2 separate regions of the Homo sapiens genome follow, and region 1 is linked to region 2. Evidence: read pairs that join two places in POLR2A ChIA-PET (ENCODE). Cell type or tissue: Caco-2. All regions are shown on one strand. Each heading gives the region's core, and the rest is flanking DNA. Links, peaks and the distances in the headings are about the cores only.

Region 1 (6,088 bases), core at 503-5,502, 180 kb before region 2:
TCAAGACTACCAATAGCTTTCCCAGCCTAGATGACATCTTTCTTATACAAACTCTTTCGTTCAATGTACCTTTGAAATGTGATAGCAGTAGGTGTTCACATTTATTACTTAAAAGCAGGTAACTTTGGCTACCATGTGTAGGGTGTTACCCCTTCTCCCCACCACGTGTTTTGTTGTTGTTTTTGTTGTTTTTTGAGACACAGTCTTGCTCTGTTGCCCAGGCTGGAGTGTGGTGGCACCATCTTGGCTCAGTGCAACCTCCATCTCCTGGGTTCAAGCCATTCTCCTGCCTCAGCCTCCTGAGTAGCTGGGAATACAGGCGCCCATCATCACACCTGGCTAATTTTTGTATTTTCAGTGGAGACAGGTTTCACCATGTTGGCCAGGCTGGTTTCAAACTCCTGACCTCAAGTGATCTGCCCACCTTGCCCTCCCAAAATGCTACAATTTACAGGTGTGAGCCATGGCGCCCGGCTCTGCCATATGTTTTGTGGAGCAGGAAGATACCACTTTTCCCAGATGGTTGTGGAAAATTAACAATGGTGCTGTGAGTGCCTGGAAAATGGGTTTATCTGCATGGATGGATGTGGTCGGAGCTTCTGGGATGCGATTCCACAGTAACCACAGGGCATCTCAGTGATCCCAGAATGCTCAGATAATCTGTGTGTTATCCACGCACCTCATGTCCTCCAGCCTATCTGAGTCATGTCCATGAGCCAGGACAGATGGGAAACCACAAATCACTAGTAGTGCTAACTACTAGTGGTTAGCAACTCTGGCTTAGAAACACAAACTGGATGGGGAGGATAATGATGAAAAAGAGGTCCAATGATTGCCTTCCAATTATCTGTGCTTTACACAAAGTCACGTGAGCACTAATAGCCAAGAGAGGGATAATACTCATGTGGAATTCAGCTGTGAGCCAAGAATGTGACCAGGAAACCTCACGCTTTATGAAAGCATCCTCTCCAATTGTATGGCATCACTGGTATCTGCTGAGAAGTGCGTTGCGGTAGCATCAAGAGTCACTCCAAAACTTAGCTCCAACCATCTTCCTAAATGGTATAATGTCGACCTCAGCTCTCAAATCGAAGTCCGCTTCCTTGGGAAAGATTTCTCTGGAACCCCAGATTAGGTTATATATTCTCAGGGCTCCTTTTACATCTCCCATGAAGCATTTTTAAAACATGATTTATAATTATGTGTCTGGTGCTGTGATTATTTGATTAATATCTTTATTTGCTACCAGACTGAAAGCTCCATGAGGTTAGGGGTGGCTTCTGCTTTTTCTCTCCCTGGCCACGTACAGAGCTTGGCTGCTCATGGGCGCTTAATAGGTGAGAACTGAAATAAAGCATGGTGAGTCAGAGCAGGGCCAGTGGGTCCCAGAAGGTGGCCACTGGGTGACAATCCATCTCAGCACCGAACTCCCCTCCAGCTTGTTACAAATGAACCTGCAAAGAATCAGTACTGAATGTCCAAAGGGCAGTTCACTTCTCCTCACAGAGAACTACATGTGAATATTGGTGACTAATTACGGAATAATTGTTACAGCAAAGAATAACCATGTCTAGAAGGAAGAGGAAGGAGGCTGGGTGCGGTGGCTCACGCCTGTAATCCCAGCAGTTTGGGAGGCCAGGGTGGGAGGATTGCTTGAGCCTGGGAGCTCCAAGAAAGAAAGAAAGAGGAAAGAAAGAAGTATAAAGTAACTATATCATTTACATGGAGCATCTGACTTAAATAAATTAAACAAGGCTGGGCGTGGTGGCTCATGCCTGTAATCCCAGCATTTTGGGGGCTGAGGCGGGTGGATCACGAGGTCAGGAGTTCGAGACCAGCACGGCCAAGATGGTGAAACCCCGTCTCTACTAAAAATACAAAAATTAGCTGGGTGTGGTGGCAGGCACCTGTAATCCCAGCTGCTCGGGAGGCTGAGGCAGAGAATCGCTTGAACCCGGGAGGCAGAGGTTGCAGTGAGCCGAGATCGCACCACTGCACACCAGCCTGGGTGAAAGAATGAGGCTCCGTCTCAAAATAAATTAATTAATTAATTAATGAATTAAACAATTTAAACTCTGCCAAAAACACAAAATTACAGACAAGTTAAATAGTGCAGGTGCCTTTGCCAATATTTTCATGGGTATTTGACCCAGGAGAGGTTACATGGCAGATCTCACCCTTGGCGGGGTCAGGCAGACCTCTCACCTCTCACCTGATTGGTTCTTTCCTATAGCATAGCCCAGAAATACAAGTCAATGACTTAACTGCTGTCCCACTGAAAACTCAAATAAAAACAAATATGATTTTCTTAGAACTGCAGGAAAAACTGGCTACAATGGACTTGATGATAGGTAGTACATTGGGCCCCTCAGGGCACCTTCCTAAGAAATGTTCAAAGGCAACTTTATACTCCATTTTCTTCTTCTTCTTCTTTTTTTAGATGGAGTCTTGCTCTGTTGCCCAGGCTGGAGTGCAGTGGTGCGATGTTGGCTCACTGCAACCTCCTGCAACCTCCACCTCCCAGGTTCAAACGATTCTCCTGCTTCAGCCTCCTAAGTAGCTGGGATTACAGGTGCAGGCCACCACACCCAGCTAAGTTTTGTATTTTTAGTAGAGATGGGGTTTCGCCATGTTGGCCAGGCTCGTCTCGAACTCCTGACCTCAAGTGATCCGCCCACCTAGGCCTCCCAAAGTGCTGGAATTACAGGCATGAAGCACCATGGCTGGCCTCCATTTTCTTCTTTTGCCTTGACTTTAAAATCTAACTACTATGTAAGATACGGCTCCACTGTGCTTCCTGACCATCATAAGGTGGTAATTATGGACTAGCCAATATTTAGGCTGATCTAGACAGTGCTTTGGGTTAAGGAGAGGTTTTGGATCATCCCTCTTAACAGGGGGAAATAAATATCTCAGCATCAGATGCAACTCAGGAACCTGGAGGATGACAATTGGGCAACCTGGTGGGCTTAGCTCTTGATCTACAGAGGACTTGAGGAGCTCCTTACTCTCATTTGCCTCCAATGGGTGGAGGTTATACAGGTTTGATCAAAACTGAGTAAATCATTTGAGAACTGAGACTACTTTGTCCACAAAGCTTAACTATTAGGATTGATAATTGAGACCATCTGTGTCAACATAACGTAACTCATTCTTCCAGGATCTTCTTGCCCAGAAAATTAAGACTGTAAACCAATAAATAACTTCACTGTTTGTTGCAGGAAATGTCTACACACTAATTTGTCCTGGCAAGCAATTTGCTCACCTGGGAAAACAGCTCACTTATCAAACAAGGGTTTACTTGTCAAGAGCCACTTCAATATACTAGTCTTGCTGTATCCACCAGTCCCAAGCTATTGTGGCATAGACGTCACTGAAATCAAATTAGTTCTCCACCTTGAAAAATGCAGCTTGAAGGACTTAGGCCTAGATCCCCGAATCCTATAAATCTGCCTCTTAATCTCCCCTGGCTTAGACATGAATAAGACTGTGTCCTGGTGATGTTCTTCCTTATTTCAGTAAATCTCATGAACTTTGCTTTATCAGCAGGTTCTTCTGATGGTTTTTTTTTTTTTTTTTTTTTTTTGTAGAGTCAACAGTTGACACAATATATCAGTTTTGGTCTCTTGGAAACAGGAAACATGTAAATAAGTGTTAATAGATACTTCCAACCCATAAAGGTTGGTTAATTGTTAAACATAGTCACTTGTCCTCGGTAATAAAATCTCCTCCGTCTTCCTCCTCTGAGGACAAGACCTGGTGTTGGAACACTGCCTATGACAGATTTCAAGTGCATATTTTACCTCCATTTTTCTACCTTTTTAAACATAATTCTGTATTTTCAAAATTTTCTATACTGAGGATGCCTTAATTCGAGGGTGAATGAAAGGAAACAAAGCAAAAAGCCACAAGAGGGGAATTGATTCCCAAGTGTAAATCAGAAGCGACCACCAAGTCTTCATTAAATACACACACACAGAGTACATAAAACACCCATTTAAAATCTTATCTCATTAAGCTAGCAAGGTAATTTAGTCCCATTAACATCAATATGAACACAGAAGAGTTAGACAGTTATAATCATGCTTCCTCATTATCATAAGAAGCCTTTGGGGATGTTTGATAAAATATACCAGAAAATAATATTTCATCATTCTAAGGTGCGGTCCAGGAAGCTGTTTTTTGTTTGTTTGTTTGTTTGTTTGTTTGTTTTGGAGCCCTTCAGTGATTCATACAAACAAGCCAAGGAGAGAACACATGGACGACAGCATTGATTCACTGGAAAGCAAAGTACAGCTTCCACCATAAAACCCTGCAGCTGAAAAAGGACAAACTGAGCAGCTCTCAAATAAAGACAGCCTCAGCCGTCTTGCACAGCACGGCCCCTCTCCGTGCCCGAGTCCTGTGCCTGTATGAAAGCACTAAATCACAGACCCCGCAACCTGTTATAAGCCCTGGTAACAATCAGCAGCTGGGCTCGGGCAAGCTCCCTTAGCCGGTGCTGGCTCAGAGAGCAGACTTCCCTCAGCAGCTCCATGGAGCACCGCAGCTCCCAGGCTCAGGCAGCAAGCCGACGAGTTGAGATCCCAATCAAGGCTTCCTTTTACCTTAAAGAAACTTCCTCGCTTGTCCAGACCGCGGGCGCCCATGGTCCAAGCTGTCATTTCCCCCAGCGAGGCTCCACTGCACGCCGGGGACTCCTGAAGGTAGAGACATTTTTAATGGTTAGTCCAGCCTGTAGGAAATTCCTTTCTAAGCCACAGAACACTCACAACAACAGTCCTGCCAAGATCTTTTTCCGTCAACAACACAGTGCCATTTATTTCCCACCAAGGCCTTACATCTCCCTTCAGCCCAATTTCCTGTCCCCACCAGCGCAGTTCCTAGACTGCCCCACCTCGCCAGCCCACCTCCCACCTCTGCCACTGACGTAGAAGGTCCTTGGGACTTCAGGAAGCCTAATGATTACTTTGTGTGTTTCACCTCCTGCTGAAATGTGAACAGACCCAATATTAGATGTCCCCATCATCTGCACTGGAAGTTTATAGATTGAATGTGGCTGATCACAGAGGGACAGCTGAAGAAGGAGGTTCTGTACATCCCAGGAAATCCTGCTGGAAGGGGGTGAGGTCATCCTTAGCTCTGCTGGCCTCTCCCCCAGGCAAGGTCAACAGAAGGGCACTGGGAAGAAATTGCTCTATTTTTCCCTTAGAAATCAGAAATATTTGGATAAAATCCTGTCACTGTTTACAGGGATCAGTTCACGGAAGAGGACAACATGTAAACAGCTTCACGATCATCCACAAAAGGGGAGCTGAACGTAGAGGAAAACTCAGAGGCAGGGTAACAACACAGTTCTGAATTCTAACTGTAGCTTTTTGGGCTTGGAATTTCCCCTGCTAGGGCATCAGATCCCAATAATTCTTCCCTTTGGGTCACAAAGCCTTCAACATTCAGTTCTAAGTTAAACATACACACACCTCTGCCAGCTGACCTGGCTCAGGCCTTCACGCATTGAGGGGGGCCTGGGGGAGCAACCCCAAACCCTTCCTTACCCAGTGACTGTCCCAGGATCAAGTATAAAACCACCCTGTCTTTCCTCATTCATCCCTTCTCGCCATAACATGCACAGGAGGTAGCTCATGCCAACCGTGACGGACACAGAGGAAGGCCAGTGAAGGGAATAGTGAGACTGTCTCTTGCACCATCAAGGAATATTCAAAGTGGTTCAGCTGCAGGGGTGGGTAGGCACTGAAGCTAAGGCAGCTGCTGCTGCAGGTTCACTGAGGCTGTTTCATTATTAGCTGAGTGGCAGAGAGCCAGCGACACAAACAGGACATTGAGGGCGATATTTAGGGACGTTTCAACAAGTGGAAAAGCATGAATCTATAGCTGAGAAGTGCATATCAGTGAGTGAGCAAGGATCTTTGCACAAAGGTTTTTTTCGGCCCCACGATTTACACCCCTGCTTGCACTCACAGTGAGTTGTGATGATCTGTGCACGGAATCCCATCTAGAAAACAATAGTGACACAGAGCATCCCACCCCTCCTTCCAGAACCATCGTCTCTTTGTGTCAGTGCTCCGTG
Region 2 (6,088 bases), core at 433-5,432:
AGGGCCATGCCTTTGAGAGGAAGGCTGGCTTCTTTCAGAAAGGGAGAAGGTGTTCTAGTGGGTTGCTAGGACTCACTTCTAGAAGAAAGAGCCAGGAGATGGGACAAGGAGGTTGCTTGTACCCAGTCACCAGGAGACCAAGCTCATCTGGTCTCCAAAGAAACCAAGGGGAGGAAAGAACAGGCAAACACAAGTACGAGGAGAGAGCTGCCAACCTACCGTGACAAAAACAGAGGCCAGGAGCAAGCCTACGGAGTAGATCAGCCCCCTGCTATTCAGCCGGATCTGTAAGAGAGGGTTAGAGTTAGGCTTCTGACAAGCTAGGCTTCCAAAGCAGAGTTAGGCTTTGGAAAAGGCATCTGCCTACGCAACTCTGAGTAGCAGTGATTCCACATCTCCCCTCTAGAATGAAAAAGCAACAGCTTCAGCAGCCAGCTCCACAGCTTATACTTGAGACGTGTGCTGTTCTGGAAACCCAAGGCTTGTCTTTGTCTTGTCCACTCTCAGTCCCATCCTGGCCTTACCCTCAATAGCAGGCCCCTGGCTGGAGTGCCCCACGGCCACCTGAACCCTCTATCTGGGACTGTGAGATTCTTGTGGCCCACAACACATCCCTGTCCACGTGTTCCTTTACCTCTGGGGAACTTTTACTTTCTCAAACCCGTACTGCTTTTAGGATGAATTTCATGACATGGGCAATGGAAAAATATGAATAAACTTTTCATCTCTTTTGCACCAAAATGTCTCTGTCCTTCCCCTAACTTGATGGGAAGAAGTGGAGGAGGGTTGCTGTTGTGAGCAAACAAAACAGAAGAAAAAGTTAAAATTCCATTTCTGATGTTAGTAAAGGGATTTTTGGAGGTTTGTTTTTTGCAGAATGGGGATAACAGCCAATGAAGAGAAAAAGAGAAGCATATTTGGAGTTCCTTCTTTTTTTTTGAGACAGGGTTTCACTCTGTTACCCAGGCTGGGGTGCAGTGGTGTGATCTTGGCTCACTATAGCCTCAACCTCCCAGCCACAAGTGATCCTCCCACCTCAGCCTCCTGAGGACTACAGGCACACACCATCACACCTGGCTGATTTTTGATTTTTTGTAGAGACTAGGTCTCACTACGTTGCCCGGGCTGGTCTTGAACTCCTGGAAGCAAGTGATCCTCCCAGCTCGGCCACCCAAAGTGCTCATTACAAGCAGCCCAACATGCTCTCAAAGTGGCTCATTACAAGCATGAGACACTGCACCCAGCCTTGGAGTTTCTATAGAATAGCACTGATGAGCAGAACTTTCTGTGGTGATGGAAAAGTTCTATATCTGTGCTCTCCAACATGGTAGCCATTAGGTACAGGTGGCTGTTGGGCATTTGAAATGTGTCTCATGCAACTGAAAAAAAAAGAAACAGTTTTAATCTCATCTTTAACCAAATTTACATTTAAAGAGCCACATGTGGTTGTGGCTATAATATCAAGCAGAGCAGGTAGAGAGTACTGGGGTGCTGACTTGGCTGACAAAGGCCAAATAGTTTCTTTCATGATGTAGAGAAGACACTGCTTCTGCCTTTGACCAAAGTCATGAGGCCGGCTGCCCCAAAATAGAAGAGATTCCTTAGAGCAGTGGTTCTCAGAGGGTGGTTTTGGGGCCAGCAGCGGCAGCAGCTCTCGGGAACTTGTTAGAAATGCAGGATCTCAGGCCCCACCCAGAACTCCTGAATCAGAAACCCTGGGGCAGGGCCCAAGAATCTGTGCTTTAACTCCAGGTGATTCTGATGCACAGGAAAGTTTAAGAACCACTGATTTAGAGAAAGCATAAAGCTCAGATCCACTTCTGTTCTCCAAGGGTTCTGTGGAAGGGATCTTGACATTCATTTTTCACATGTTTTCTTGGAAATGCTTGTGTGCATTCAGGTTTGAGGACTACAGACCCCAACCAATGTACACTCTCCTGCAGGGAGTGAAAAGCTTCTCTACGTTCTTGGGAAGGGAAAGTGAGGCTGGTTGATTTGTGCATTGTTTCTGTTAGACAACTAAGTGGTAATTATCGAGTAGGAGTGGTTCTGGGCCCTTCTGACAGGGTTTAAGGTACCTCTTGGCATGACTGCACCAGTTCACTACTGGAGTGTGCATATGGGAAGGAGTCTCCATAGGTGGGTGTGTCAGGTTTATTTTCTGACAGGACAGAAAATAGGGACACCATACGCCCTAAACAGCCAACCCTTTCTGTGAAGATGTGACTTAATGATGTCCTGTCACAGAGGGATTGAGCTGGACTCTTTCTCTCGTGACTTGCAATCCCTGTGAGTCAACCATTTGCTGGCCCCCAGCTGGAACATGCTTCCCTGCCACCAAATGCCTTCCCGAGAATAAAGGAAGACTCAAGTCATATCTCTGTGACACTAGAGCAATGGCTTAACCTGGTTAATTCAGTGTGGAAAAATGGCAGATCGGCCCCGTCGCAGTCCAGCTGGTGGCTTAACTTCATGCACACACTCAACCTGACTGCGGATAGACTTTCCTACTTTCATCAGCTGGGTTGGTATAAAGAGGCCAGCATACAAGACTGCATCGCAAATGGGTTGTACTGAAGATTTTCTTCCTCCAAATATTCTGTCCACACTGACTATGATAATCCCCTGTGTTCTGGTCAATGTTGAATGGGAGAGATGGGCTCCTCAGAGCAAGATGGCAACCCCTAGGAGAGAGGAAGAGGCTCTTGGAGCTATCCTCAGTCACCCTTGGGTAGATGTGAAACTGTAGATAAACACTCAGGAATCCTTTTGAGCTCTTAACTTTCAGCACTGCGCATACAGATATCTTCTAAGAGGGGCAATGCATTTCCAGCACAGCTTGCCCTCTGAGCTCCAGGGTCAAACCCTTGTCAGCAACAAGAACTTAGTAAAGTGATTTCATGCCCTTAAGAAACCAAGAGCCAGTGACAGCAAAGCTCCTAGCAGGAAAATTCCCTTTGGCCAAACATTTTCAAAAGGAATCCTGTTAAACCAAAGCTTTTGAACTTTACTCTTCCTATGTTCACATGAAATCTCGAAGAACAGTGTGGCTGAAATTCTAAATCTGGTTCCAGAGGCCAAAGGCAACTCACTCTTTTGTGGAGTTGCTGTGTTTTTAACTTCTCACCTTTTTCTCTATGGCCTTCCTTTGGTCATGAACTACTACACACACCCAGGGGTGTATTTTTGTGTTTTCATTGTTAGAGACCTGGGCTCTCAAAGCCTGTATTTACTCCTTGCTGTCTGACCCTTGTACTTCCACCAGGATGTGACAGGCAGGAATGAGGGCTCCTTCAGCTGCCTTCTGGCCCAGCTCAAACATCTCCCAGCTGCTGCAGCTATGGATGGTTTGGGGCAGGAGTCATTGCCATTGCCTCTTTTTGTTGTTTTTTTTTTTTTTTTTTTTTAGAGACTGGGTCTCATTGTGTTGTCCAGGCTGGAGTGCAGAGGTGAAATCATAGCTCACTGTAGCTTTGAACTCCTGTGCCCAAGTGATCCTCCTGCCTTAGCCTCCCAAGTAGCTGGGACTATAGGCACACACCACTATGCCTAGCTAATTTGTTGTTGTTGTTTGTAAAGATAGGATCTTGCTATGTTGCTCAGGCTGGTCTCAAACTCCTGGCCTCAAGCAATCCTCCAGCATTGGCCTCCCAAAGTGCTGGAATTACAAGCATGAGCCACGGCATCTGGCTCCAGCCTGTCTTTGTAAATAAAATTTTATTGGAACTCAGTTCATTCATTTATGTATCATCAATGGCTATTTTCACACGACAGCAGCTGAGCTGAGTGGTTTTGATGGAGACAGCATGATCCACAGGGCTTAAAATATTTCCTCTCTGGCCCCTTGTAGAAAATGTTTGCAACCCTCTGGTTTAAGGCATGGACTCCAGAGCTAACTTCCTGGGTTTTGAATCTCTTCTTGGTCATTCACTTGCTGTATCATCATGGATGGGTAACTGAACTTCTCTAAGCCTCAGTTTTTCAAAGTGTAAAATGGGGATAATACAGTTCCTGCTTTGTTGGTGCTTATGAGGTTGAACTGAATTAATCCACGTTAAAACTGTTGAACAGGGCCTGGTGTGTAATACCTTCTGAATAATTGGGGGCTGGGTCCACTTCCTTGCACCCGAGGCTGCTTCTTTTCTAAACCTATCACTGAACAATAGCTTACTAGATTACAGACACCGCAAGGGTAGGAACCACGTCTGACTTTACCCTCCACCTGGCAGAGGGCTGGGCACAGACCACGTGCTTAAAACGTAACTGATGAATGAATAAGGCATGTCCATGAAGTCTCATTTGGAATATGCATTATAAGGAGGCCAGTGTTCTGTGGGGCAGCAGGGACTGGTCAGAGTGAGGTTGGAAGCAGAGAGACCCCGGATGCCACTCCCTGGATAATGTTCCAGAAGCAATGTGGTCTCTGCCCAATGTACTCTCTCTCCCTTCCCCACTTTACTTAAATTATTTTGAGTCTATGTAGTGTTTTTAAACCCAGCATGCTGCTATGGAAGTTTTCAAGCATTCAGGAAAGTTGGAAGAATTATACCATCTTATTTTTTTAAGAGCAGGGCATGTCCACGTGTGCTTGTGGGAACTTCAAAGTAAACTGCAGAGACCAGGCCATTTCACCCCTCAGCACTCCTGCCTGCATCTCATTAAGTAGAGTTCATTCACAATTCATGGGTCTTTTATTCTTAGATGCCATTTTACATGGTAAAATTCCCACCACAAAATTGTACCATTCAACAGGTTCTGAGAAATGCATACACCCATGTAACTCAAACTCTACCATGGCTCAGAACACTTCTGTCATTCCAGAAAGTTCTCAGGTGCCCTTCTGTAAGCCTTGCCTGAGGCAGGCACTGCCCTGTTTCTCTACCACAAGGCAGTTCAGCCTGTCCTAGAGCTTCATAGCAATGGAATCCTGCAGCGTGTACTCTTTTATATCCGCATCATTTTTAAAGACTCCTTCAATGTTTTCATTGCATCAACAGCTCATTTATTTTTACAGCAGTGTAAATATGCCACGGTGTGTTTAATTATGCTCCTGTTGATGGACATCTGGGCCACTTCCAGTTTTGGGCTATTAATGTGTATTACTTTTATAATTCAAAAGCAAAATGAAAAGAGGCCTGTAGGGCTCCTCCTTCCTGACAGGCTAGCCATTAATGAAGATCGAGGAGGGCCAGGAGCTCTGCTAAGGACCTCATGTCACTGTCTCATATCCTAGCACCCCTTCTCTGTAGTCAGCACCTTAAGCACACTCCTGTGCCCTCTTTGAGACTTTCGGTCTAGCTAGGTGGGGGTCTCACCTCCTTCCCACCTCTACTCTGCCCATCCTGCCATAAGTCCTTTTGCCTCTTCCAAGTTCACTATTGTCCCTATGGTGCTGATGTCGTCCTGCTTGTGCTTGGGTTGGGGCATGTTCTTACCAGAACAGCAGGTCCAAATGCTCAGAGGGCAGATGCCTGGCTCGTGAGTTTTTCCTCACTCTAGCACCTAATTCCCTCACCCCTCCAGTCCCTGGCTCCACATACTGTATGTTTAAATGAGCATCTGGGCCAGGCGTGGTGACTTATGCCTGCAATTCTAGCACTTTGGGAAGGTGATGTAGGTGGGTTGCCTGAATCTAGGAGTTAAAGACCAGCCTGGGCAACATAGTGAGACCTCAACTCTACAAAAAATAAAAATAAAAATTAGCCAGTTCTGTTGGAGTGTCTCTATAGTCCCAGCTACTTGAAAGGGTGAGGTGGGAGGATCACTTGAGCTGGGAAGGTCGAGGCTACAGTGAGCTGTGATCCCACCACTGCACTCCAGCCTGGGTGGCAGAGCAAAACCCTACCCCAAACAAACAAACAAAATGAGCATCTGCGGCCAGGCGCGGTAGCTCACACCTGTAACCCTAGCACTTTGGGAGGCCAAAGCGGGCAGATCACGAGGTCAAGAGATCAAGACCATCCTGGCCAACATGGTGAAAACCTGTCTCTACTCAAAACACAAAAATTAGCTGGGCATGGCGATGCGTACCTGTAGTTCCAGCTACTTGGGAGGCTGAAGCAGGAGAATTGCTTGAACCTTGGAAGCG

What was found. ChIA-PET counts read pairs that join two places held together with the same protein. Peaks named below come from ENCODE experiments on the same cell type or tissue, not always from the same donor. Only the 100,000 strongest peaks of a DNase experiment are listed, where the experiment ranks them.
Region 1: POLR2A ChIA-PET joins it to region 2 with 6 read pairs; 3 of 35 experiments call an interaction of 5 or more read pairs at or near these places.

The regions. Positions count from the first base shown.
Region 1 is chr20:19,888,178-19,894,265 of GRCh38, reverse strand. RIN2 (Ras and Rab interactor 2) reads right to left here. Exons shown (of 13, transcript NM_018993.4): 3 at 4,608-4,700. The coding sequence starts at 4,664. Among named protein-coding and RNA genes, the nearest start is that of NAA20, 130 kb to the left of the region's middle. In Caco-2, for the core only: no CTCF peak of the experiment used is centred there; a DNase peak (open chromatin) is centred at 3,295.
Region 2 is chr20:19,711,725-19,717,812 of GRCh38, reverse strand. It overlaps SLC24A3 (solute carrier family 24 member 3), which reads right to left. Exons shown (of 17, transcript NM_020689.4): 16 at 220-285. Among named protein-coding and RNA genes, the nearest start is that of RIN2, 43 kb to the left of the region's middle. RefSeq lists an enhancer at 6,010-6,088. In Caco-2, for the core only: no CTCF peak of the experiment used is centred there; DNase peaks (open chromatin) are centred at 2,854 and 3,282.